Regions from separate parts of the Mus musculus genome. Here region 2 is linked to region 1. The links are chromatin loops, found by intact Hi-C in ENCODE. Cell type or tissue: heart. All regions are shown on one strand. Each heading gives the region's core, and the rest is flanking DNA. Links, peaks and the distances in the headings are about the cores only.

Region 1 (10,428 bases), core at 1,751-9,750:
CTTGATTGCCTGGGAGGGAGCCCACAAGTTTATCCAGTGTCATGACTCTGTGGATAGAGGGACAGATGGTCTTCCAGAATACATGTGCTTGCAATGCTCCAGCTGTGCAGGGCAGATGGCACCATTGGCACAGGTCCTCAGTGCAGCGTCTGACTGTTAGGACACTGTTAGCACACATCTTACCTCCATTCTGACCCCAAGCAGCAAGCACCAGAAGGTGGAGCTGCCCAGGCTCACACCTGCCAGGGCCTCTTCTTGAATGGTGTCACCTATGTGTTCCAGCAAGTTCATACTCTCGCATGGCCACTTGCTGCCAAAGCCCACTGCAGAAGCCATGTAGGTGCCCTATTAAACAGGCTTCCCCAGCCCTGACCACCCCCACCTGACAGATTCTGTCCCCAATTCCTTTCTGTCTGGCTGTTTTCATTTTTACTAGTTTATCCAACAGTGGCTGTGGGAGCCTGAGTGCGGGTGAGCCTGGGCTAGTTCTTTTCTCTGTTCGTTCCTTTGCTTTTCTGTAAGCACTGAGATGTCTGTCACCTTTTGTCCATTCACCAGACTGATTCAAATTTGTGGCATTTGTAAAGAACCCTGGATAGTTGTACACAGGTTTCCTGTGGATACCTCTTTCGCTCTACTTACTTTGTGTACAGAGAGCAGACTTCAGCCTTGGGTGTCATTCTCATGAGCATCCATCTGTTTTCTGAAAGTCTCTCTGGGACCTGAAGCACATGATTAGGCTGGACTGGCTGACGATCAGTGAACTGCAGGAATTCCCTCCCCGGTACTAGCTCTGCAAGCATTTTAACAAGTAAGCTATCTTCCCAGACCCTCTTGGTTTTCTTTGAGGTCACATCTCATGTAGCTTGAAACTACTACCCTCAGCCTCCTCAGTGCTGGGATATCACATGTGAGTCAATACACCTCGCCTGTATATCAGCTTGCATCTCTCTTAGGTAAATGCCTAAGAAATACTAGCTGAGTCACATGGTTATAGTATGCTTACTGTCTGTAAAAACAAACACAAACATTGCCACCTCACCAAAGAGGAACCATAGTGGCAGGTGAAGCTAGGGAGTGCTCAGGTTGTAGAGCATTAGAAACCTGCCGACACATGGTGAGGGTTGGCACAGCAGGGCACTCAGCACCACTGGGGCATGCAGAGGCAGGCTTCAGGGACTTAGAAAACTAAATGCACCTCTTCCTTATTCTAGAATTCAAGGCCAGCCTGCTGAGTTCCAGGACAGCCAGGGCTACACAGACCCTGACTATTGAAAGAAGGAAAACTAACCATACCATGCCCATGGTGATACACATGTAGCCCCAGCTTGGAGGGGAAGACAAAGTCTTGGGTTCAAGGCTAGCCCTAATTACATATTGAGACCTTGTTTCCAAAAACAAAACCCAACCAAATACAGTCCTACCACAAAGCTGACAAACAGGCTTTCATATTTACCAACACAGACCTACACACAGGTACTTGTAAGAAACCAAGAACAACTTCAGTAAGTGAACAGAGATGCATCCAGATCATGGAATATCAGTGTTGGAAAGGAGATTCCAAGCCATAAAAGGGCCTGGCTCAGCAGGTAAGGCCCCCTAGCGTAATGACCCGAGTTTTATATCCAGTATTTACATGGCAGAAGAAGAGACCTAGCTCCTGAACTTACAGACATTTTGCTCTGACTTCCACAAGCAAGCCTCGGCACAATTCCACCATTAAAGGGTGGGAAGCTAGAGTGATAGACAATGATTTGGTTCCCAGCACCTGACAAAAACCGGTAACTTTTTTTTTTAAAGCTTCATTATTATATGTAAGTACACTGTAGCTATTTTCACACACACCAGAAAAGGGTATCAGATCTCATTATGATGGTTGTGAGCCACCATGTGGTTGCTGGGATTTGAACTCAAGACCTTCAAAAGAGCAATCAGTGCTCTTAACTGCTGAGCCATCTCTCCAGACTGAACTGATAACTCTTAATTCCAGGGAATCTGACACCCTCTGTTGTTTGCTGCAGACTCGCACATGGTACACCTACATACTAAAAAAAAAAAGAAAAACTTTTTTTTTAAGTCAGAAAAAAAAGACATGGGGGAACTTAATTGTCATTGAGAGACGTTCCTTTACATAGGCCACGGTGCACTAGTACAACATGATATTTTGGGAAAAAATGTGCAAGAAGGGCTTGGGGTGCAGGTGAGCTGTGAGCTGTGGCACTGTTATGGGAGTGTTTGTCAATATGAATAGGGAACATGCCAGGCCCCGTAGTCTAAGTGTGGTGTACTGTATACTTACTACCCAGTGGCTTTCAGGGGGCTTCTGAATATTTGGAGGCCATTCTGGGGTATGTAGTGAGACTGTCTCAAACAATATATGTGAACAGTGTTGGTTTGGTTTAACTGTCTCCAGGGACAACTCAAAACTTTGTGATAACATTGTGAGGCAGGACTGTCAGGTGAGGAGGCCTTGAGGGTGCCTCCCTCATGCATAGGACTAAGCCCTTATGAAGGCAGGTGTCCTACCACATAGCCCTACTAGACACCGAAACTGCCCTGCTTTGACCTTGGTCTTCTGCTGGAAACTGATTTGTGTTCATTTAGAGGAACAGAGTAGCACCTGCCCAGTGAGCCCCGTGCATATTGTGGATGTCTAAGATCATGAACTTGGGAGAAACATTACTGGTTCTCATAGACCCACCTGGAAGGTGCAGCCTGGGAGGCAGGGGCAGGGGAGTGTGAGCTGTCTGTACTTTCTGCTCAGTTCTCTGGTGAACCTAAAATTATTCTGAAGAATTAAGTCTATTAATAAGACAAATGGAGAGAAAGCCATACCTGCCGAAGTCAGCTCCCCAGTGGCTGACTTCCCTTATGGAAACTAAAGACAGAAACCATCCACAATGTAGTCCACACAGGTCAGGGCCAAGGTAATCACTGCAGCCTACCCACTGTTGGGTTCTACTACAGGTTTGGACATTCCAAGGACTGTATTTGTGAACTGCAGTAACTGTGGGGACCAGCATCTTTGCCTTTTTTGTGCCGTTATGCAGCACTCAAATGGAGTGGCCACGAACACAGCCTTCTCAGCACCCAGCTAGGATGGTGTGCTTCCCGCTACAGAATACTTAAGGAAGGCATGGGAGGTGCCATAGGACTGTAAGCTTTCCTGGCTCATGAGAAGATACTGGATCCAAGGCCCTCAACATTCATGACCTGGCAGAAGCCCAATCTCCTGGCTTTGAAATGTGGGTTCTTTGTGACTCTAGTAGCAGCTTTGACATATGTGGCAAGTAACATTTGCTTGGGGCCACAACCAGGTTAGATTTTCTTCTTTTTCTCTTTGGCTGCTTCATGCTATAGTGTCAGCTTCTGACACCAGGCTCCACCACTGCCTTCTGGAAACTAAGATTCTCAGAAATGATGAGGGCTGCCTAGCACCACACAGAATTGTCACCTGCAAAGAAGTTTTGTTTATGTGGGCTTTAAACAGCCCGGGCTGCATCATCCCATTAAGGTTCTCAGCACCCACATGGTGACTTACATGTGTCTATAACTTCAGTCTTAAGGATCCCAGATAGCCCTCTTCTGGACTTTGCAGGCACCCAGCATGTACATATGTACACTCAGGCAAAACACCCATACACATAAGATGAAAACCAATTACAAAATCGAGCTGGAAATGTGACTTGGGGGTGAAGCACTTTTTTGGGGGGAGTTTACGAGACAGGGTTTCTCTGTGTAGCCCTGGCTGTCCTAGAACTCACTCTGTAGATCAGGCTAGCCTCCAACTCAAGAGATCCGCCTGCCTCTGCCTCCGAGTGCTGGAATTAAAGGTGTGCACCACCACACCCAGGTGGGGGTGAAGCAATTAACCAGGAATGTTTCGGCCCTGGGTTGGATAGCCAGCATGACAACAAGCAAAGATAAACTTTCAGTTTATGAACATAACAGTGAAGTGACAGCTCTATTTTCCAAACTGCTCCCAAATTAATTAAATCTTTAAAGAATGACTTAAAACATTTTATGTGTGTTTTGCCTACATGCATGTCTATACAATGTGTGTGTGTGCCTGGTGCTCACACAGGCCAGAAGAGGGCATCCGGTCTCATGGAACTGAGGTTCCAGACAGTTGTGAGCTGCCATATGGGTGCTGGAAATCAGACCTGGGGGCCTCTGCAAGAGCTGCCAGTGCTTTTAACCACGGAAGCATTTCCCCAGTCCCAATTAAATCTTTTAAATTGGTCTTGAACACTTGGCAGTTCTCCTGCCTCAGCCTTTTCAGGGCTGGGATTATCAGGCATGAGCCACCACACCTAACGAAATTCAAAGGTTTTTGTAGTAAAGCTGGAAACTGGGCCAGCGAGATGACTCAACAGGTAACATTGTTTGCCAGGCAAGTCTGGTAACCCAAGTCTGATCACAGGAACCCAGAGTGTAAAGAAGCAAGTTACTGAATGTTGTGCTTAGACTGCCACATGGGTGACACACACTTTTAAAAAAAGGAAACTACACAGGACAGAGTCCAACAAAAAGATGACAGACGCAAGCATGTAGAACTTACTGCATCAGAATTCCAAGCAGGAACTAAAGCGAGTGAGCCACAGTGGCGACAGAAATGCATCTTAGAGGCGGGACTCCCTCCAGCTCAGGCTGGCCTGGAACACGTTGGTGTCGGCGTCAGACAGTAGTAAGTGAGAAAAACTACTTTTCACCTTTGTTTCAGAAAAAGACCGCACACGTTTCACATATACACAGATGGTAACTTGTGGAGCATGCCAGAGAATTCAGCACTGCTTGGCCCTGGAGAGGGCTGGAGGGTGGGCCTGGGGCCTTAAAGCTGTCATAGAGGAAGCAAAGAAATGGAAGTGGTGTGTAAAAGAAACTGTGAGGACTCTTGGGCTTTACATTCTGCGAGCACCTCTGCCCTACAGGAAGGTGGTGGCACCCTACCTGACTAGCTACAAGCAGCCCTTAGACCCCACCCATCCGCGGTGCTCTGTGAACTTGTTCTTACAGCATTGAGCAACCCCATGCTACCTTCTCCACCCCACCTCCACTCCCCCATCCTGAGCAGCCGCTTGTACTTTCCTATAATGTATGTCAAATTAGCACAAAGTGACATGAAGCTGACACTTTCCTCGCTCTCGTGTCAAGAGACTACCTCCTACCTTTTAAACCATGTGACTATTTTATGTCTTGGGCCCTGACACCTCGCTCACCCAATAATGCAAATCAGACAGGCTGTCTCCCTGCGGTGTGGAGAGAGACAGGTCCATTCAGAACTAGATGGGTAACAGCGGACATCCGTCCCAGGGTACGTGTCACAGCTCAACCCCACGAGCACGTTGGTGTACGGTCCGGTGCCCATCACCCTGGTCTCGACCTCTGCAGCGCCGCCCCGCGGGGGCCCTTTCTGCGAGTCGTGGAGGCCGGGGCGCTGTTCCCAGCGCTGCCGCCAGGGGCCACCGCCGCTCCCCTATGACACAGCAACAATAGGGGCCGCTCTGGCCCGCGCTTCCGCCGGAAACAGGCCGCCGGCGCGGAGGCGGGCCGGATGCGATGGACGGTGACCAGGGCCAATCGGGACCTGGTCGGGGCCGGCCGCGCGGCTGACGGAACTCAATCCGCGGCGAGAGCGGCGGCGGGGCGGGCCAAGCACGGGCTTCCGGCGAGGCCCGGCAGGCGCCGAGGAGGAAGAGCGAGCCCGGACGGTGCCCCTAGGCCGAGTGTGAGCACCGCCAGGTAGGGGCCCGGTGGCGGCAGCGGCGGCTTAGGCGCACGCGGCTCCAGGCTGGGTCGAGCGGCGGGAGGACGGGACGCGGCAGCAGCCGGGGGGCCGAGTCAGTCCGGGCCGGCCGCCGGTGCCCCAGACGCGCCGGGGCCGGACGCAGCGAGGCTCCCTCCGCACGGGCGGGCAGTGACGTCGCGGGAGCAGGGGCTCCGCGGGGCTGCGCTCGGCCCTGCGCACAGCCCTGGCCTTGCGCAGCCTGGCGCGCTCCCGCTCCCGGGCAGTCGCGGGCCGACCGGCGTATGGGTGGGACATTGAGCACGCGACGCGGAACGACGGGCCTCGCTCTGTTTTTTCAGGATGACGACTTCAGGCGCTCTGTTCCCAAGCCTGGTGCCCGGCTCTCGGGGGTCTTCTACCAAATATTTGGTGGAGTTCCGGGCAGGAAAAATGTCATTAAAAGGAACTACGGTCACCCCAGATAAACGGAAAGGTCTCGTGTACATCCAGCAGACGGACGACTCCCTTATTCACTTCTGTTGGAAAGACAGGACCTCTGGGACCGTGGAGGATGTGAGTGCCTGTAGCCAGAACAGGCCAGCGGGGCAAGAGCAGGGAATATGGCTTCATCTTCCATAGATTAGTGTAGGGGTCCCAAGGTTGGCAGAGTGCTCCAGTCACTCTGTGAAGCCATGCACCCCGTGGTGACCATGGTTCTTAAGGTTTTAGCAGAGACAGCCTGCTGACAGGGTGATAGGGTGGGCTGGTGGCCTCAGCCCTGGCCTTAAACTTCCAGTCTTGTGGAGGAGTGTGCAGATATGACCCTCACCACAGCCTCGGGTAGTTTAGCGCTCTGAAGAGGCTGCTTTCCTTGGGGCTCTTTGTCTCCCAAAGTACATTGTTCTTTGTTACACTTAGGAGCAGCTAGCCAGAGTTGGTTGACCTTTTACTTCTTGGAACACAGTTCCAGAATGTTTCTGTTAAGTCGTCTGGTCCTCAGAGAGCACTTTTTCTATTCCTCCAGTCTGGGCCCTCTTCTGTTTGTCTTCACTGGGGTCTGAGACTTCTTGACTCCACCCTGTTATTGGGGTCCAGCAAATATTCAGGGACCTAAGCCTTGGTGGTACACACTTGTGTGCCTCTGTCTATCTGTCGTCTGACTGTCCTCCTTGTGTCGCCAGGACTTGATTATCTTTCCTGATGACTGTGAGTTCAAGCGGGTACCTCAGTGCCCCAGTGGGAGGGTCTACGTGCTCAAGTTTAAGGCAGGGTCCAAGCGGCTCTTCTTCTGGATGCAGGTAAGCAGGAGAGTGGTCTACTCTGTCTTTCCTTGTGATTCACTTGGGGTTACTTTCCCCACATTAGAAGGTGCTGACCTGGAGGGCCTGGTCTGGCTGCGTTCCTACCACGGTGGCTAGCTGGTGGTTAGGCACCGGAGCCCCGCTCGTGGACTTATCTGTAGGCACACAGCTCCAGGGCCTCAGGTCTTCCATTACTCCATGGCCACGAATTTTAGCTCCCAGAGGTGACGCCCTCTGTTCTCTCAGCAGTTGAACGTCCCCCACTTAAGCTCTTCTGTGCTGTGTGTTGCGAGGCCCTTCAGTGTCATGGCTCCTGCATCTCACCCACATCTGCAGTGTCCCTCAAATGCAGTCTCCACAGTCTGCCACCTGTTGGAGACCATTGGCATATTTGTGTTTCTTATACTGTTAATGTGGTTCTGCTGTGGTATGGGACATGGGCTCTCTCTTGGGTATGTGGGTCCAGTCTGGAGTCAGGGCTAGACTTGGGGTATGTTCAAGGGTGGGGTACACAGCCATTACCATTGTCATCCTGTGAAAGGGGGCAACAAGCAGCTATTTGTCTGCAAAGTACCAGGAGGGGAGGGGCTTCCTCTCAGCCTGGGTTCTGGTCACCTGAGCACAAGGATCTAGAACACAGAGAGGACAAGGGGTGTGGCCCCTTTGCCTGGTGGTGGGGATCAGTTCGTTCCCTGCACGGCTCACCAGGAGCCATACAGTGAAGGCACTGCAGTCTTGCATTGTGATCATTGGCTCTGGGGCCTTCTCACTGTTGCCATTGCTGTCCTATTGAGCTGTGCTGTCACATTTGTAGTGCTGCCTCTCCAGTCACTGTGTGCGCGCGCTGATTGAGGCTAGCTGGCCACATGGGTGCAGGGAGCCGCTCCTTGTGCAGACTGCTCAGCTTTGGCTCTTTGCATATGCTCTCTGGCAGGAGCCCAAGACTGACCAAGATGAGGAGCACTGCCGGAAAGTCAACGAGTGTCTGAACAACCCCCCCATGCCTGGGTCACTGGGAGCAAGTGGGAGTAGTGGCCATGAGCTTTCAGCACTGGGCGGTAATTATCACCTAGACCTGCGTGGGGCATTGTCCTTCAGTGACTGGGGACACTGTGAGGCAGAGCCTGCTTGATAAGTTCTGGTTCTTTCTTTCCTCCCATCTACACAGAGCTCACCTGCTCCCTGCTGCCTCCTTCCAGAGGCTGTTACTCCCTCAGTGGTTCTTGGGTAGGGCCAAGGCCAAGCATCTGCCATAGAGTGCAGTGCTCACAAGGGTCTAGGTCCTGGCCAAGGCCACCACAGCAGGCCCATGTCTGATTCCTGTGTTTACCAGGTGAGGGTGGCCTGCAGAGCCTGTTGGGGAACATGAGTCACAGCCAGCTTATGCAGCTCATCGGACCAGCCGGCCTGGGAGGACTGGGTAATGCCCCGCTGTCCCTGGCTCCCTCCCATAGGTGCCCTTTCAGTGCTTGCTTGCAGACCCGGGGTTTTCTCTCAGCCATGTCTGTGTGTTCCCTGTGCCGCTCCTTTGGAAGGTGCTTGTCTGCTGGGTGGGTGGAGAGGGCCTGGTCTAGCATGTGTATATGGAGTTTACCTGGGGTACAGCACAAGTGGTACAGTTACTTAGAAGGCACTGTTCTGGCTGAGATTGGCCTGTTCGTGAGTATGAGTGTGGGTGGGGTGGAAATGACCTAACTCAGTAGAATAGCTTTTAGAATGCAGACTAGTATGGCGTGGTCACTACAGCCTCTTGTGGCTACCTAACCCTCCCTGTTCATCCCTTGGTGTTGGTATTGGAATATGTAGCTTCTCTTACTGGTGGACATGGGTTAGTGTCTTCTCAAGTGGGCTGGAGGGTGTATCTAGCACACATTTCTTTATTTCTGTAGGTGGACTTGGGGCCCTCACTGGGCCAGGCCTGGCCAGCTTGCTGGGGAGCAGTGGACCTCCAGCCAGCAGCTCTTCATCCAGGTGAGCTCCATCCCCCAATGCCTGACATGAATACCAGGCACTACCTAGCACCAGCCAGCACCTTCTCCTTTTCTGAACTCACTCAGGAGATAGGGTAGAGGGTCCCCGTTACCTCAACTTGTTGCCTGGGGAGGTGGGCCTGCAGACCTGAGGAGTAAGTAGCCCTGAAGCATGGTGGGCCTAGCTGCTCCAGCCCTTGCTCACTTTCCCCAGCTCCCGGAGCCAGTCGGCAGCCGTCACCCCATCCTCCTCCACCTCTTCCGCTCGCGCCACCCCAGCCCCTTCTGCCCCAGCAGCTGCCTCGGCAACCAGCCCAAGCCCCGCACCCAGCTCAGGTAATGGAACCAGCACAGCAGCCAGCCCGACCCAGCCCATCCAGCTGAGCGACCTCCAGAGCATTCTGGCCACTATGAACGTGCCGGCAGGGCCAGGAGGCAGCCAGCAAGGTAAAGAGCTGTGGGTGGGTGCTCACAGGGTGAAGGACTGCTGACCATAAACTCCATGACTCCTGGAGATGTGGAGCCTGGTGTCCATGGCGTCCAGCCACACCTGCCTACCTCATGCTGCCCTGCGGACAGGCTCCCAGTCTCCTGCCCTCTGGGTGCCTGGGTTAGCATCAGGCCACTGATGGCCACCTTGCTTGTGCCCTAGTGGATCTGGCGAGTGTGCTGACCCCAGAGATCATGGCTCCCATCCTTGCCAATGCAGACGTTCAGGAGCGCCTGCTGCCCTACCTGCCCTCTGGGGAGTCTCTGCCCCAGACTGCAGATGAGATCCAGAACACATTAACCTCGCCCCAGTTCCAGCAGGTATGGATGTCCATGGCACTCTCTGTACCTGTGTCTTTTAGCTTTGGTGGGTCTGGTGCCTTCGGCACCCAGGTCTGCATGGCTGCTCCTTGTTGCAGGCCCTGGGTATGTTCAGTGCGGCCTTGGCCTCAGGACAGCTTGGCCCTCTCATGTGCCAGTTCGGCCTTCCTGCAGAGGCTGTTGAGGCCGCCAACAAAGGTGGTGAGTACTGATCCCCCATCGGCCAGAGCCAACCCTGTGTTTGTGGAATGCTAGAGGCTGGCTGCCTGGGTGGTAGCCCTAGCCTGAGGTTTAGTTAGGCCTCTGTGGCTGTTTCAGATGTGGAAGCATTTGCCAAAGCCATGCAGAACAATGCCAAATCGGACCCAAAGGAGGGCGACACAAAAGACAAGAAAGACGAAGAAGAAGATATGAGTCTAGACTAAATTATTCAGTGTCCGTCCCCAAGTTGGAATTGGTAGCTGTGTGATTCCGTAGTGGTGATTGTGATTTGCCCACCTCACTAATAAAGTCCTTCCTTGTACCTGTCCAGTATGGTCTGGGCCTGTGTTACTTGCATCTCTGCTCTGGGCTCTGTACCCCACCACCATTGCTGTTTATAAATCAACACACTCAAGTC
Region 2 (10,428 bases), core at 1,210-9,209, 170 kb after region 1:
TGGAGGAGAGATAAGCGAGCTTTTGGCATCTTGCTAGCTGAAGAACGGGCCCATCCCACTGACATGGTGGCGCCAGCGCTGACACCAGCTGTCAGTTGGGGCTCAAGCAGAAAGAGCCCCCCCCCCCGGGTGGCCTGGCTTCTCTAGCTGGTGGCTCTGGGTGCTGAGAGGAATGCCCGGCACCCAGCGTGTTCACTGGGGACCACTGTCTCTGCTATGGCCCAGGGTGAGCAAGCTTTTCTTTCCTAGAGTCTTTCTACGCTTGTGTGTGTGTGTGTGTGTGTGTGTGTGTGTGTGTGGCAACACCCAGTGAGCACACAGAAGTATCGAGCACCTCCTGAACCTCATGGGAGGTGAAGGTGTGTGGTGGCACAGGGAGGTAAACGCAGGTGTCATGGTGGGGAGGGCTGTGGGGAGAGGGACAGGGAGTTTTGCCTTTTTAGACTGTAGGGGTCTTTGTGAGGCAGAGAAGCCCACCCATTCCTGTACCTTGCTTGGGGAATGCCTCCGTGCTGTTGCTTAGGCTAGTTTGCAAACAGGCAGTCATGATAGGTGCTCCACTTTGCTTTAAAAACTGGAAAGGTTTATGAGAAAATAAAAATATCAAAACCAAGGACTGTGAGATCCCTAGCACTTGGGAGGTGGCAGAGGAAGGACCGGAAGTTTGAGATCATCCTGGGCTTCTTGGAAAAGTCAATGCTAGTTTCAGCCGTGTGAAACAGAACAAGACAAAGCAAACAAATAAACAAACAACCCCCCCCCCCCAAGCTGGTAGCCATGACTGTAGCAACCTGAGAGGCCACTCTTTGCCCTGCAAAGCCCCACCATTCCTTGCTGCCTGCTTTTTCCCATGGGACTCCTTTGATGCAACCTCTGCTCAGACATCTCACTGAGAAGGCAAATCTCTCCTGATGAGACTTCCCCTTTTCAAAGCGTCCTGTCTCGGTCTCTGCAGCTTGGACCACTTGCTGCAGGACTTGAGCAGGACTGCAAGTCTCTCTGGGCCATGCCACACAGACTGTGTCCCCAGAGCTGGAAATGGAAAATGTGATTCACCTTGCCCTGGAGCTGCTTCTGCTCAGGGCAGGGCTGTCTGGTGCCCTGGGTGGAAGTTGTGCTGGATCTGTCAATTTGTCTCCTCTGAAGTCTGGTTCCTGCTGAAGGCCTCTATTCCTTTGTCCTCTCAGGGACTGAAAAATGACAGGCGCTGGTGGTAGGGTTCATTCCATCCATTCAGGAAGAGAAGCTTGTTCTGTGTAAATGAGCCTGGCAGGGGATTCACAGAGGATCTGCTGGGAGGAGACACTTGGTTGTAGGGAGTGGAAGGGTGAGTCTTTCCTCTGTTGGCTTTGCCTGTAGCCTGATAACTGCTTCTGCTTTGGTGAAACCCTATAGAACTGTTCCCACTGATAATCCTCTGGTCTCAGTTAGACATCCAGGCCCAGCCCCGTGGGATCCAGATGGAAGGAGTCCAAGGTAGAATTAACCCCTCCTTTTCTGTAGCCATGTTTCTATACACTTGCATGGAAACATTGATAGATTTCCCACAAATGGGCTTTCTGTGGATGGCAGCAGCTTGTGCTGTCTAGTAAAGGCTATCGGGTCCCTTCCAAAATGCTGGAGGACGCAGGGTTGGCAAGGAAGCAGGGCTAGCTGTGTTTTTCACCATTTGCATGGGTAAAGCCTTTTTACATCAGCTACCCCACTGCCCATAGACTGAGAGCCCCTTTGCCCATTCTGTGGATCTCATCTGGGTCTTTTTAGATCCCGTACTTGGTTTCTACTCATCGTTGCCTGTAGGCTTCTGCCTCTTCTGCCAGAACCGACACCTCCCAGGAAAATGCCCTGGCACAGCAAACAGGCAGCCGTGGACTTTGAGCCTGGGCCACGGCAGTGAGAAGGCGTTTCCCGGCACAGACGGCTCTGACCTTTGCGGCACCCCAAATGCAGATGGAATGGAGGGCTTGTCTTGGCAATTGGGCGCGGGTGGGTTGGAGCAGGAGGGCGAGGGTCCTCCCTGAGAGGTGGCGCATGGTACAGCCTGGAACAGGTGGTGACTCACTGATCACCCAGCCATAAAGTCAGGGTGATGGCCCAGCATCCCAGCTGGTTCCCTAGAGCTCCTAAGATCCCTACCCTTCCCTGCAGCTGAGCCAGGTAGGTCTTCCACAAAGGACGGCCTGGGCTGGCTCTGAGCCACCACTTGGACCTCCTACCCCTTATCACTCATTTGCTACTTCAGGGGAAGCTGAGTCCCAGGGTAGGAGAGTAAGCAGCGGAGGCTGTCCCTTGCACATGGGACTCTCATTTCATAGGAAGTACAGCCTGGATGAAGATTCCTGCTGAGGCATACATAGCCTGCTAGGCACAGTTCCCAGGAGGCAGTGGCCAGTCATGCTCTGGGAAACTGCTCCCAGATCTGAGCGAGCTGATTTTGTAGCCTGGCTTCAGAGATACTTCTTTTCTGCTGACGTTAGGGCAGATCTTGCCTCAGTGTCCTCATGGCAGCCCTTCCAGACCTGGCTGAGTAAAGGATTTTGGTGGGATGGGATTGTGATCTACAGGGTGCCTTATATTCTGCCATAAAAGGATAAGTCTTGGGGCAGGGCAGGTCCTTCCAGGCCAGAAAGCAACTTTAGGGAGCTACATGCAGCAGCGACAGCACCGTGCCATCCGTCATAGTATCCTCGAGATCCCAGGCTGCACTGGGCTTCAGTGGAGGTTGCAGTTCATAGGTTACCGTGGACCCCCATTCGCAGAGCCGGCTGAGCCTCCAGGTGCAACTCGTTCAGGTTGCACAGACTAACGTCCCTGCTCCTCATAGTTGTGTCTGTTGCTGACACTTGCCCTGTGGCCCCTCCTCTTGTCCCTCCCAGTCCCATGCCTGCCTTGTAGCCCTTCCTTTGCCAAGGGAACCCCGTGTGCCTGGTTCTCTCCCCTTGTCCTTGCTCCTTCCTAGGAAAACTGAGTCCTGGGGTTGTGTTGCATCCTAACTTAGGGAACTTTGCTCACTGTGGGCCAAAGCAGGCAGAGGAAAATCTGTGCTCCCAGAAGAGCAAGAGTCAGGCCAGCGCCCTTGAGGTGCCCCTAGGGAGGGTGTGCTCTGGTGATCATTGTCACCCTCTTGCTAATTAAGTAAATAGGGGGCATCATGTGAGGGAGCCTCGATGCAGCAGTTCTCAACCTTTGGCGGCTCAAATGACCCTTTCACAGGGGTGGTGTCAGACTACCAGAAAACACACATATTTAGATTACAGTTCATAACAGTAGCAAAATGTCAGCTATGAAGTAGCAATGGAAATAAGTTTATGCTTGGGGGTCACAACAACACGAGGAACTGTACTAAAAGGTCTCTGCCTCAGGAAGGTTGAGGACCACTGCTCTAGGGAATTCTCAGTCTCTGGGGCCTCATAGAAACTTAATCTCCTGCCTGAAGCCGTGCTACCTGCCAGTCATTCCCACTGGGGTGGCTGAAGCAGGAGGGTCACAGGTTCCAGACCAGCCTGGCCTACATGGGGAAAGCTTGTTTCTAAGACAGTTTAATCTTCCTACTTGCCCTGACACCCAGCCTTGAGCCCCACCTGCGTGTTACCTTGTCTCCAGACTAGCTTAGGCACTTCCTGGTGGGTCCTGAGAAGGCTAGATAGGCCCTGTGTGGTGTCTTTCCCCTACTTACATTTTGCAGCCTCGGCCATGGTTGAGCTAATATTATCTGTTTTCTCAATGCCCTAAACAGTCACACCTTTGAAATTCTGTTGCCACCTAAGGTGGGGAGACTACATTAGGTGACTTGTTAACAAATTCCGGGATATCTGGAGAACAATTACTCTGCCTATAAGGAGAGGTTGCTATTGCCCCCATTTTACAGATAAGGAACTTAGAGGCCTCAGACTGGCTATGCAGCTTGTTCAGCACCCCCAGAATCAGATAAAAGAACTTGCATGCATAACAAAACTAAAGAATCTCAACCCCATCAGACAACACACACATCACAGGTCACCCAGTTTGCTGGGGACCCTCAGAATGGAAACCAAGGCCCCCGCAAAGGCAGATGACCTATCTGAGGTTATGTTGAGTGGGACCCTAAACCTCCTGCTGACTCCTCCATGTCTGAGTGGGCACTCTGACATCTCAGGATGTCAGGATGTCTGTCTGTGCAGCCTTGCTTTAGTTCCAAGATTCTGAGGACCAGGCTGCAGATGTTTAAGAGTGAGTATGGACAGCATGTGTGCATGTGTGTGTGTGTATGTATGTGTGTGCATGTGTGTGTATATGTGTGCATGTGTGCGTGTGCATGTGTGTGTATGTATATGTGTGCATGTGTGTGTGTATGTAAATGTGTGTATGTGTGTGTGTGTGTGAGTGTGCGTGCGTATGTATGTATATGTGTGCATGTGTGTGTGTGTGTATGCTGTAAAGTTGGGGAGCTAAGATGCCCTGGGCTGGCATCCCATCTTGTAGGCCCGGAGACTGCTTACTGAGCTTATCAGCTGATGGAGCAATGCTGTGGTGAGAGGGTGGGTGAGTGTGGGCATGTTAATATCAGCTTCAGAGGAAGGGAAGCCGAGGCCTTGGATCTCTAGAGTGAGGGCTCTTTCTAGGAACCCTGGCCCTGGCCTATGTGCACAGACAGAGTACCAGGGGCTTGGGCTCACTTCCTTTCTCTAAAAGAGGTTCCGGGAAATGTTGGCTGGCATGGAAAACCAGCAGACTAAATATAGCGGTGGAACTTCCTGGAACACATTATTATGAATGTCTGATAATTAATGTCAAACAGTAGCACCTTCCAGAAATCTGAATCCACCCTGCATATCCAATTGATTGGTAGGAGTTATTTCAACGCCCCCCCAAGCATTACCTGAGAGGTACCTGGAGTTCTTAGGGCCTTTGGGGTCCCTGGCAGATATCAAGGGTCAGGCATGCCGGTGAGTAGTTCTCAGCCCAGAGTGTCAGGATGGGCTACGTTGGCACCCACCTGTCAGAACTGCCCTCTTTGGGAAGTAGGTTGGGTCCCCAGGAAACTGTAGCCTCTGGAGTGGGTGAGGAGATCTGTGTCAGGCGTGGCTTTCTCCAGAAGCCCTGCCTGCCTGCTCTGGCCCCTAGCACCTTCACTTTAGCCCAGCCACTGTCTGGTGAGGGTCCCTTCTCATCCTCCTGAGCAGATGGGAATAGGTTAAGGCCTGAGGGGCCCTTTGGCCCTCTGTCAAGGAGACAAACAGAGGATGTTGGCTGAACACCTGGCAGAGAACGCGCACACGCAGGAAGAAGACTTTTGAGGGAGCGGTGCCGATTTGAGGACTCTGGTAGCTGAAGCCCAGAGGATTCCTTGCATGCTTGCTGGCTTCCCTTGTGCCCAGTCCAGGCTAGAATCCGGACTGTGCTTTCTTTATGAAAACCATCCTGGCCATCAGCCACCGAGCCTCCCCACAGGTCTTGCACAGAAGGCCGAGGGTACTGTGCAGAGGAAGACCCAGTTCTGGTTCTGCATGGGGCTCAGCTGTCCTGGCCCTTTAGGTCTGAATTGTTCTACAGACTTCCTGTTCTCACCCCTTCTCTCTGCAGTGAGAGGAGATGGTGGGCCCTACTCCATGGTCAGCCTGGGTAACTCTACACAAAGGGACAGCTCTGGCCATGCTTGCACCTAGTAGGTCTCCAGGACTCTGATAAGCTTTGGAGGCTTCCTCTTGGAGCGTGTTCCTGATGGACACCCCGAAGTGAGGTGAATCAGCACACACCTGGGCTGGTTGGGTGGGAACAGTGCAGAATGGAGCTTGGGGTGTTCTCATCTCAACCCCCAGGCAGAGTCCTGCTACCTGGTAGCTCAGCTAGATAGCAAGCAGCACTCTGGGTCCCTGTTTTCGCTGAGAGGCCTTTCCTGTGGCCCTGCTTTTGTTTGGTAGTGTCTAGTGTGCGACGGGCGCCCCCTGGTGGCCATACTGAACATTTCCTTGAGAGGTGGGGCCTGCAGGGTTTGGGGAGTCAGGTTTGTTGCCAGGAGGTCCCTGCAGCTGGCTAGCCACGAGGCTTTAGGTCCTAGGATCAGTGGGCTTCCAGCCCCATGGAAAATGCGAGAGCAAGTTTCACTAGGGCCACACAGTATCATTGAGCACTGAGCGTGGAAGGAGACAGATGGGCCACGTTTCTCCTCCCTCTTTCTAGCCTTCCTTCTCCCTCCCTTTTCTTATACATTATATCCTGGCGGCAGTTTTCCCTCCCTCCACTCCTCCCAGTTCCTTCCCCACTTCCATTCTCCCCCAGATCCATTCCTCTTATGCCCCCCCCCCCCAAGAGCAGGCTTTCCATGAATACCCACCAAACATGGCATAACAAGTTACAATAAGATCAGGAACAAACCCTCATATCAAGGCTGGATGAGGCAACCCAACAGGAGGAAAAGGGCCCCAAGAGCAGGCAAAAAACTCCCACTGTTGTGTCTTCTGCTAGAACACAAAGCTACACAACTATAATGTATATGCAGAGGACCCAGCTCAGTCTCATCAGGGTCCGTGTTTGTTGCTACAGTTTCTGTGAACCTCTGTGGGCTCTGCTTAGTTGGTTCTGTGGGTTGTGTTCTTGTGGCATCCTCAACTCCTCTGGCTCCTACAATCTTTCCTCCCATCTTCTTTGGAGTTCCCCTGGCCATGCCTGATGTTTGGTTGGCTTGGCTGTGTGGGCCTCTGCATTTATTTCCGTCAGTTGCTGGAAAGCATCCCTCTGTTGACAGTTGGTCCATGCACTGATCTATGAGGATAGCAGAGTATCACTAGGAATTACTTTATTGTCTTTTTTGCCAGTCGTTTTTGGTTCTCTCCCGAGTCTCTGGGCTGTCCAGTCTCTGGTTCCTGGCCTTCCAGACACTGTCAGTTGTGGGTTCCCTTTTGTGGTGTTGGCCTCAACTTGGCCAGTCATTGGTTGGCCATTCCCACAAGTTCTACACCACCATTACCCTAGCATGTCTCGCAGGCAGGACAGATTGTACGCGGAAGGATTTATGGCTGGGTTATGTCTCAGTCCCAGGGCTGGAAGCCTTGCCTGGTTAAAGAAGACAGCTAGTTCTGACTCAGTATTCCCTGTTACTAGCAGAATTCACTAGGATTACCCTCACCCTCAGGGCATTTCCACAGCACTAGGGTTCTGCATTGCCTCTCCAATACCCCCTCCAATTCCAGTCGCCTTTCCCAGAACTCTCCTCCCCCAGCCTGATCCCTATTGTTCCCACCCCCATCCACCCCCAGTCCACCTACAAAGCTCTTTCCCCTTCCCAAGAAGATCCATGAGTTTCTCTGTGTCTGTGGATTGGAGTATGATCTGTGGATTTAGCAGCTAATGTTCACTTACCAGTGAGTACACACCGTTTGTCTTTTGGGTCTGGGTTACCTCACTCAGGGTGGATTTTGGATTTTTTTTTTTGAGTGCTATCCATTTGTCTGCAAATGTCATGATGTCATTTTTTTTAACAGCTGAGGAATTCTCTCAGAACCACATTTTCTTTATCCATTATTCAGATTGTTCCCAGTTTCTGGCTATTATAAGGCTGCTATGAACATGGTTGAACAAGTGTCCTTGTGGTAGGATGTGGCATCCTTTGGGTATATGCCTAGGAGTGGTATCGATGGGTCTCGAGGTAGATCAATTCCCGATTTTCTGAGAAACTGCCATATCTGTTTCCAAAGTGGCTGTGTAAGTTTGCGCTCCCACCAGCAACGGAGGAGTGTTCTCCTTACTCCTCCCACATTATCAACAGTGTGAGCTGTCACTTGTGTTTTTGATCTTAGCCTTTCTGACAGGTGTAAGATGGAATCTCAAAGTAGCTTTGATTTGCATTTCCCTGCTGGCTAAGGATGTTGAACATTTCTTTAAGTGTTTCTCAGCCATTTGAGATTTATCCATTGAGAATTCTGTTTAGATCTGAACTCCACCTTCTAATTGGATTATTTGGTTTTTAAAATATCCACTTTCTCGAGTTCTTAATGGGTTTTGGATATTAGCCCTCTGTCAAATGTGGAGTTGGTGAAGATCTTTTCCCATTCGGTAGGTTTTGTCCTATTGACAGTGTCCTTTGCTTCACAGAAGCTTTTCAGTTTCATGAGGTCCCATTTATTGATTGTTGATCTTAGTGCCTGTGCTATTGATGTCTATTCAGGAAGTTGTCTCCTGTGCCAATGCGTTCAAGGCTATTTCCCACTTTCTCTTCTATTAGGTTCAGTGTATCTCATTTTATGTTGAGGTCTTTGATCCACTTAGAGTTGAGTTTTGTGCAGAGTGATAGATATGGATCTATTTGCATTCTTCTACATGCAGATATCCAGTAAGACCAGCATCATTTATTGCGGATGCTTTTTAAATTTTTTCGCTTGTGTATTTCTGGCTTCTTTATAAAAATCAGGTGTTCACTGATTTCATTGATCAGCCAATGCTTTTCTGCCGATACCATGTGGTTTTATTGCTATAGCTCTGAGGTACAGCTTGAGTCAGGGATGTGATGCCCCTGGACGTCCTTTTATTGTACAGGAGTATCCTAGGTTTAGCTATCCTAGGTTTTTTGGTTTTCCACATGGAGTTAAGTATTGTCCTTTCAAGGTCTATAGAGAATTGCATTGGGATTTTGGTGGAGATTGTATTGCATTTGTAGATTTGGTAGGGTGGCCATTTTTACTATGGTAATCCTACCAATCCATGAGTATGGGAGATCTTTCCATCTTTTGATAGCTTCTTCATTTTCTTTCCTCACAGACTTGAAGTTTTTGTTATACAAGTCTGTCACTTGCTTGGTTAGAGTTACCCAATATTTTACATTATTTGTGGCTATCATGAAGGATCTTGTTTTCCTGATTCCTTTCTCAGGCCATTTGTCATTTGTGGGCTACTGATTTTTTTCTTTACTTGAGTTAGTCTTGTACAAACACTTTAGTAAAGGTGTTTGTCAGCTGCAGGAATTCCCTGGTTGAATTTTTTTTGGGTTGCTTATGTGTACTTATCATATATGTTAAGTCCAAGCAACTGCAGCCAGAATGTGTAGATACAAATCTTCATTTTTTTGGTATGAAATGAGGAGGGTACGTCATGGCTGCAATGATCTTGGTTGCTGTGTTTGGGTAGGGCAAGAAGGAAGGTGGGTAGGGAAAGAGTCCTGAGCTGTGCAAGGGGGCTGCTCTCTCAAGGGTCACACCCAGGTGGGCAGTACTATACCACCCACTGCCACATTTTTCTGCCCAGAAAGGAGCAGGCAGTGACTCTGTCCTGAATATCTTGATGCCTCTCTACTTAGAGACCTGTCTTGGACACCTTGGGATTTATAGGAATGGGGAGGTCAGCTCACTATCCGCCACCAAGACTGGACTAATGACACTATCAAGATGGGCCTGGGGTCAATCAGGAATGTTGCCTAGTCTTTAAGTCCATCAGGGGAGGGGCCAAGGTCAAAAGTTCTGTGGTATTCAATACCTGAGGAAGCACTGGCCTTCCTGATGCCTCACAGAAGCCCCTTTGGTTCAGAAGGACCACCAGGGGGCAGTAGAGTAAGACTGGAAACCCAGCACCACATGAGGAGTCATGTTGACTTTGGCCAGCATGGAAATCAGAAATGTCCAGGGACATACAGCACTGACTATGGTGACATTGCCCTCCTGAAATGTAAGTTAGGAGATAATACTAGGGTTCTTGGAGGATGTGAGCAGGCGACCAGCCCTGCCTATCATGTGGCAGCTGTCTTGGCTATTATAGGCTCTAGTGGGACCCTAGGGGATGCAGGGCTCCCCTCTGGACAGACAGCAAAGGGAAGCTGAATGCCAGTTGTTCATAATTCTTTCTCCCCAAGGCTAGCCGTGAAGGTTGACAGCCAGCTTGTCATGTACACATTGTCTTAGAAACTTCATGACCGTAGACATTTCATCCATGAATGCCTACTTCAGGCTATAGCTTCGATGTCACTGTACACTGCTGGGATAGCAGCACACAGAGGCAGTAGACCATCCTGCCTCCTGATGGCTGCATCTCACGCTGGCACCAGGCAGCTGACGTGGAAGCAGGTTTCTGCTTTCTGCTGCTATTACATGTGTACCAAGGGCACATCCGTGCAACCGTAGTTACATGTATATGTACAGAGGATGATGTTCATATCTGTTCCTTCTTCCAGCATTGCTGAGTCCCAGTCTCATCCCTGCCTCTAGGAAGCCAAACACCCTTCCACCTCACCCAGACCCAGAAGGCAGGATGGTGGAGTAGCGCCAATACATACCTCATCTTTGAGCAGTTGAATTTTTATAATTTTTTTATGATTTATTTATCTATTTTATGTATATGAGTATACTGTAGCTGTCTTCAGACACAAGAAGAGGGCATTGGATCCCATTACAGGTGGTTGTGAGCCACCATGTGGTTGCTGAGAATTGAACTCAGGACCTCTGGAAGAGCAGTCAGTGCTCTCAA

Evidence for each region. Hi-C counts contacts between places; a loop is a spot of excess contacts. Peaks named below come from ENCODE experiments on the same cell type or tissue, not always from the same donor. Only the 100,000 strongest peaks of a DNase experiment are listed, where the experiment ranks them.
Region 2: it touches region 1 in a loop (2.5-fold over the local background); 4 of 42 quality-filtered maps call a loop at or near these places.

What each region holds. Positions count from the first base shown.
Region 1 is chr2:180,165,947-180,176,374 of GRCm38, forward strand. Adrm1 (adhesion regulating molecule 1) reads left to right here and starts at 5,642. Exons shown (of 10, transcript NM_019822.3): 1 at 5,642-5,742; 2 at 6,088-6,301; 3 at 6,910-7,026; 4 at 7,964-8,087; 5 at 8,363-8,449; 6 at 8,919-9,000; 7 at 9,214-9,446; 8 at 9,652-9,809; 9 at 9,908-10,010; 10 at 10,128-10,337. The coding sequence starts at 6,089. The coding sequence ends at 10,234. It overlaps Gm29886 (a long non-coding RNA gene), which reads right to left and starts at 5,304. Exons shown (of 4, transcript XR_867152.3): 1 at 5,220-5,304; 2 at 4,562-4,837; 3 at 1-47. Lama5 (laminin, alpha 5) reads right to left here. Exons shown (of 79, transcript NM_001081171.2): 79 at 10,427-10,428. In heart, for the core only: CTCF peaks have their summits at 5,435 (motif pointing right) and 7,403 (motif pointing left); DNase peaks (open chromatin) are centred at 4,995, 5,535 and 6,315; H3K4me3 peaks cover 2,688 bases; H3K27ac peaks cover 2,168 bases.
Region 2 is chr2:180,341,390-180,351,817 of GRCm38, forward strand. Gm52543 (a long non-coding RNA gene) reads right to left here and starts at 5,102. Exons shown (of 5, transcript XR_003953987.1): 1 at 4,859-5,102. In heart, for the core only: a CTCF peak has its summit at 5,930 (motif pointing left); a DNase peak (open chromatin) is centred at 5,922; H3K4me3 peaks cover 1,364 bases; H3K27ac peaks cover 4,762 bases.